Linked DNA regions of Homo sapiens: region 1 is linked to region 2. A link is an interaction called in ENCODE POLR2A ChIA-PET data of the cell type or tissue named here. Cell type or tissue: PC-9. All regions are shown on one strand. Links, peaks and the distances in the headings refer to the core of each region. The heading gives the core; the rest is flanking DNA. Region 1 overlaps ITCH (itchy E3 ubiquitin protein ligase). Region 2 overlaps ITCH (itchy E3 ubiquitin protein ligase).

Evidence for each region. Peaks named below come from ENCODE experiments on the same cell type or tissue, not always from the same donor. Only the 100,000 strongest peaks of a DNase experiment are listed, where the experiment ranks them.
Region 1: POLR2A ChIA-PET joins it to region 2 with 9 read pairs; 8 of 35 experiments call an interaction of 5 or more read pairs at or near these places.

What each region holds. Positions count from the first base shown.
Region 1 is chr20:34,495,530-34,498,440 of GRCh38, reverse strand. All of the region lies in intron 23 of ITCH (itchy E3 ubiquitin protein ligase), which reads right to left. Among named protein-coding and RNA genes, the nearest start is that of DYNLRB1, 19 kb to the left of the region's middle. In PC-9, for the core only: no CTCF peak of the experiment used is centred there; no DNase peak of the experiment used is centred there.
Region 2 is chr20:34,368,189-34,371,099 of GRCh38, reverse strand. It overlaps ITCH (itchy E3 ubiquitin protein ligase), which reads right to left. Exons shown (of 25, transcript NM_031483.7): 2 at 1,630-1,706. Among named protein-coding and RNA genes, the nearest start is that of ITCH, 6.4 kb to the right of the region's middle. RefSeq lists enhancers at 1,869-1,918, 1,949-1,998. In PC-9, for the core only: no CTCF peak of the experiment used is centred there; a DNase peak (open chromatin) is centred at 1,659; H3K4me3 peaks cover 530 bases; H3K27ac peaks cover 2,500 bases.

The DNA.
Region 1 (2,911 bases), core at 209-2,708, 130 kb before region 2:
AGAGAAAACTAAAAGCTTTTCCTCCAAGATATGGAACAAGACAAGGGTGCCCACTTTCACCACATTTATTCAACAAACTGCTGGAAGTCCCAGCCAAAGCAATTAGATAAGAGAAAGAAATAAAGGGCATCAGAATTAGGAAGAAGTTGAACTATACCTGTTCGCAGACAACATGACCTTATATACAGAAAACCTTAAAAACTCCACCAATAAAAAATTATTGGAACTGATAAACACATTAAGTAAAGTTGTAGGATACAAAATCAACATACAAAAATCAGCAGCGTTTCTATAAAACAACAAACTAGAAGAAAAAGAAATCAAGAAAGCAATCCTACTTACAATAGCTACAAACAACAAAAACCTAGAAATAAATTTAACCAAGGAGGTGAACGATCTCTACAGCAAAAACTATAAAACACTGACAAAAGAAACTGAAGAAAACACACAAAAAATGTAAAGACATCCCATGTTCATGGGTTGAAAAATTAATACTCCACTAATAACCGTACTATTAAAAATTTCTACAGATTCAATGCAATCCCTACAGAAATACCAATGACGGCTGGGTGTAGTGGCTCATGCCTGTAATCCCATCACTTTGGGAGGCCAAGGTGGGCGGATCACCGGAGTTCAGGAGTGCAAGACCAGACCAGTCACATGGCGAAATGCCATCTCTACTAAAAATACAGAAAGTGGCTGGGTGTGGTGGCATATGCCTGTAATCCCAGCTACTTGGGAGGCTGAGGCACAAGAATCACTTGAACCCGGGAGGCAGAGGTTGCAGTGAACTGAGAATGTGCCACTGCACTCCAGCCTGGGTGACAGAGTGATACATTCCATCTCAAAAAACAAAAACAAAAACAAAAACAACCAATGACATTCTTCACAGAAATAGAAAAAACAATCCTAAAACTCATACTGAACTACAAAGGATCCTGAATAGCCAAAGCCATTCTGAACAAAAAGCTGGAGGCATCACACTACTGGACTTCAAGATATACAACAAAGCTATAGTAACCAATACAGCATGGTACTGGCATAATAGCAGACACATAGACCAGTGGAACAGAAGAGAGAACCCAGAAACAAACCCACATATTTACATCCAACTGATTTTCAATAAAGACACTAAGAACAATCATTGGCTGGGCACAGTGGCTCATGCCTGTAATCCCAGCACTTTGGGAGGCTGAGGCAGGCAGATCACAAGGTTAGGAGTTCAAGACCAGCCTGACCAACATAGAGAAACCCTATCTCTATTAAAAATAAAAAAACTAGCCAGGTGTGGTGGTGCGTGCCTGCAATCCCAGCTACTCAGGAGGCTAAGGCAAGAGAATTGCTTGATCCTGGGAGGCGGAGGTTGTGGGGAGCCGAGATCTCGCCACTGTACTCCAGCCTGGGCAACGGAGTGAGACTCTGTCTCAAAAAAAAAGAACAATCATTGGGGGAAAGGACACTCTCTTCAATAAATGGTACTGGAATAACAGAAATCTATATGCTAAAAATGAAAGTAGACCCCTTTCTCTCATAACGTACAAAAATCAACTCAAAATGGATTAAACAGGAAAAATGCTTCAGGGCACAGGTCTGAGCAAAGATTTTTCTTTTCTCTTTTCTTTTTTTTTTTTTTTTTTGAGATGGAGTGTTGCTCTTCTTGCCCAGGCTGGAGTGCAATGGCACGATCTCGGCTCACCTCAACCTCCGCCTCCTGGGTTCAAGTGATTCTCCTGCCTCAGCCTCCTGAGTAGTTGGGATGACAGGCACGCGCCACCACGCCCAGCTAATTTTTGTATTTTTAGTAGAGACAGGGTTTCTCCATGGTCAGGCTGGTCTTGAACTCCCGACCTCAGGTGATCCACCCGTCTCGGCCTCCCAAAGTGCTGGGCCTACAGGCACGAGCCACCACACCTGGCCCTGAGCCAAGATTTTATAAAGAGGACATAAAAAGCACAGGCAACAAAAATAAAAATAGACAAATTGGGTTATATGAAACTAAAAAGCTTTGGCATAGCAAAGGAAACAATCAACACAGTGTAGAGACAATCTGCAGAATGGGAGAAAGTATATGCAAACAATTCATCCAACAAAGAATATCCAGAATATACAAGAACTCAACAGCAAAAAAGAAGAAAAACAATGCATTAAAAAATGGGATATGAGCTAAATAGATATCTCTCAAAATAACAATGTTAAACATAACTAATCATCAGGGAGATGCAAATCAAAACCACAATGAACTATCATCTCACCTCAGTTAGAATAACTGTTACAGATTAAAAAATAACAAATGCTGGCAAGGATGTGGAAAAAGAGGAACTCTTATATACTGTTGGCAGGGATGTAAATTCTTCTTCTTAACTTCTTGAGACAGAGTATTGCTCTGTCACCCAGGCTAGAGTGCAACCTCTGCCTCCCAGTTTCAAGCAATTGTTGTGCCTCAGCCTCCCAAGCAGCTGGGATTACAGGCGTGTACCACCACTCTCAGCTAATTTTTTTTTTTTTTTTTTTTTTTTTTTAGTATTTTCAGTAGAGACAGGGTTTCACTATGTTGACCAGGCTGATCTCAAACTCCTGGCCTTAAGAGATCCACCCATCTCAGCCGCCCAACAACCATATGATCCAGCAATCCCACTATGGGGCATTCATCTAAAGAAAAGGAAATCAGTATGTCGAACAGACATCTGCACTCCCATGTCTACTGCAGCACCATTCACAAGGGCCAAGATAGGGAATCAACTTATGTGTCCATAATCAGGTAAACGGATAAAGAAAATGTGGTGTATAAACAAACTGGAATACTTCAGACATTTTTTAAAAAAGCAAAATTCTGTCATTTATGACAACATAGATGAACATGGAGGACGTTTTAAGTGACATAAGCCAAGCACAAAAAGATAAATACTACATG
Region 2 (2,911 bases), core at 126-2,625:
GCCTCCCAGGTTCACACCATTCTCCTGCCTCAGCCTCCTGAGTAGCTGGGACTACAGGCGCCCGCCACCACACCCGGCTAATTTTTTGTACTTTTAGTAGAGACGGGGTTTCACCTTGTTAGCCAGGATGGTCTCGATCTCCTGACCTCGTGATCCACCCGCCTCGGCCTCCCAAAGTGCTGGAATTACAGGCGTGAGCCACCGCGCCCAGCCTCAGCTTTCTTATCTAACAATTCACCTGCTCAACTTCATTCACTCCCTATTCTCTTACTGCTTAACTTTATGTTCTACTTTTTTTTTCTTACCCAGTAGTCTTCCTTCTCTCCTGACCTTTTAAAGTGATCTGTCTTGTCCTCATGTTTTCCTTCACAATACTACTCTCAACTTCTCTCACCTTGTGGATCTAGATAACATTTCTTTTCTTTTTTTTTTTTTTGAGACAGACTCTCACTCTGTTGCCCAGGCTGGAGTATAGTGGCACGATCTTGGCTTACTGCAGTGTCCACCTCCTGGGTTCAAATGATTCTCCTGCCTCAGCCACCCAAGTAACTGGGAATACAGGCACATGACATCACACCCTGCTAATTTTTGTATTCTTAGTAGAGATGGAGTTTCACCATGTTGACCAGACTGGTTTCAAACTCCTGACCTCAAGTGATCCGCCCACCTTGGCCTCCCAAACAAAGTGCTGGGATTACAGGTATGAGCCACCGTGCCTGGCCAAGATAACATTTTAAGTCATGAATTCATTTCCTTTTCTAAAGATTTAATAGGTATTATTTTATTTGATCCACACAACAATGCCAGGGATGGAGACAGGAATCAATACTTACCTATTTTACAGATGTATAAACTGAGGTCTGGCAAGATTAAATAACTCGCCGAAAGTCACACAGCTTGTCAGTGGCAAAATCAAATCGGAACCCAGATCTTTTCTTTCCAAGTCCTCTATTCTTTCTGCACTGAACCATGTTGTCTTTTTTTTTTTTTTTTTCCGAGACAGGGTCTCACTCTGTCACCCAGGCTGGAGTGCAGTGGCGTGATCATGGCTTACTGCAGCCTCAACCTCCTGGCTCAAGTGATCCTCCCATGTCACCCTCCCAATCAGCTAGGATTACAGGTACACGCCACCACACCAGCTGATTTTTTTTTATTTTGTGTGGAGTCAGGGTCTCGCCATGTTGTCCAGGCTGGTCCCAAACTCTTGGGTTCAAGTGATCCTCCCACCTTCGCCCCACAAAGTGCTGGAATTACAGGCATGAGCCACTGCACCTGGCCATGTTGTCTTCTTTTTCATTACCCACCTCTTAATCCTACACATGCACATGTCTAGATAGTATACAGAGATAAACGTGTATAAAACAACACAAATAGAAAAAGTATGCATATGTATAAGGGATCTACAAAAACAGAAAAGTCAGAAAACCCAAATTAAGAGCACAGTGTGGCTCACAGGCTAATCCCTGCAGAGGCAGCTTTGGGTTTCAGAACCAAGTGAAGCTGCCTATATGTTCAACCAACTGATGCAGCTAGCATCAACACTGCTCTCTCCTCACAGCAGGTATAAGACCAGAGCTTGGCCTCTGCATCACTCTTGCCCCCAATTTCTCTCACAGGATGACACCATACCTGAAGTTCTCACAGTTTGAGTCACTTCCTTGGGTTAAGGCGTTGTCTCCACAAGGCCACCGTGAAATGCATGGTACCTGAGAAAGGAAGGAGAGTCCATTAACACATTACTTCTATATTTTTTTGTTTGTTTGTTTTTGAGATGGAGTCTTGCTCTGTCGCCAGGCTAGAGTGCAGTGGCATGATATTGGCTCACTCCAACCTTCGCCTCCTGGGTTCAAGCGATTCTTCTGCCTCAGCCTCCTGAGTAGCTGGGACTACACTACGGGCGTGCACCCCCACGCCTGGCTAACTTTCGTATTTTTAGTAGAGATGGGGTTTCACCATATTGGTCAGGCTGGTCTTGAACTCCTGACCTCGTGATCCACCCACCTCAGCCTCCCAAAGTGCTGGGATTACAGGCGTGAGCCACCACACCCAGCTGACCTCTATAGTTAAACACATCAGATCTGCAACGACCTTGCGACTCTAAAAGCACAAAGTCTCTTTTAAAAATTTCATGGGATAGACAATTTTTAATGGAGCAGACAGGACAAAAGAAAGAACTGAGGGAAAATGATTCATACGTATTATGGGAAGACACCAATCTGAGTATGACGGCTATCTGGCAAAATGAGGATGGCCATATAAATACACCAGCCTATAAGGGTCACCATAATGATAGTCCCTGCAACTTGGAGACTCCTAGGGACAGGAAAAGAAAACGCACACCAAGGATCTGGATATAGTCAGTTCTGAAAAGAAGCAAAAAAGCTGAGCTGGCAGCAGTTTTTCAAGGACAGTACACTGCTAGACTGGAGGAGGATAGAGGCAGGAACAGCTTCTGGTTAACTGCTTCTAGTTGTGAGGATAGTTTCCAACTTAACGTTTTTAGCTGAAAGCCAACCTCCCAACCAGAGAATGCTGCAATTCAATTCTGTGAACCCCCTAACTAATTTATATTGACTCAAAGCCAGTATCATTTACAGCCATAAAAGTCAACATGCCTTTACTGAGTGCTTATTATGAGCCCAGAATTTGGCTAAGTACTATAAATACAAAAAAAAAAACCTTACATACTTTTGTCTTAATTCTTATAAAGGAAACCAATGTCCAAAACCCAAAACAGAGACTTAGGCAACAAGAAAGAAAGTGGCAAAACAACAAAACAGATGACTATTTCCTATCAGTACTAACACGAATTTTTTTTTTTTTTTCTTTTGAGACAGAGTCTCATTCTTGTTGCCAGGCTGGAGTGCAGTGGCACAATCTCAGCTCACTGCAACCTCCGCCTCCCAGGTTC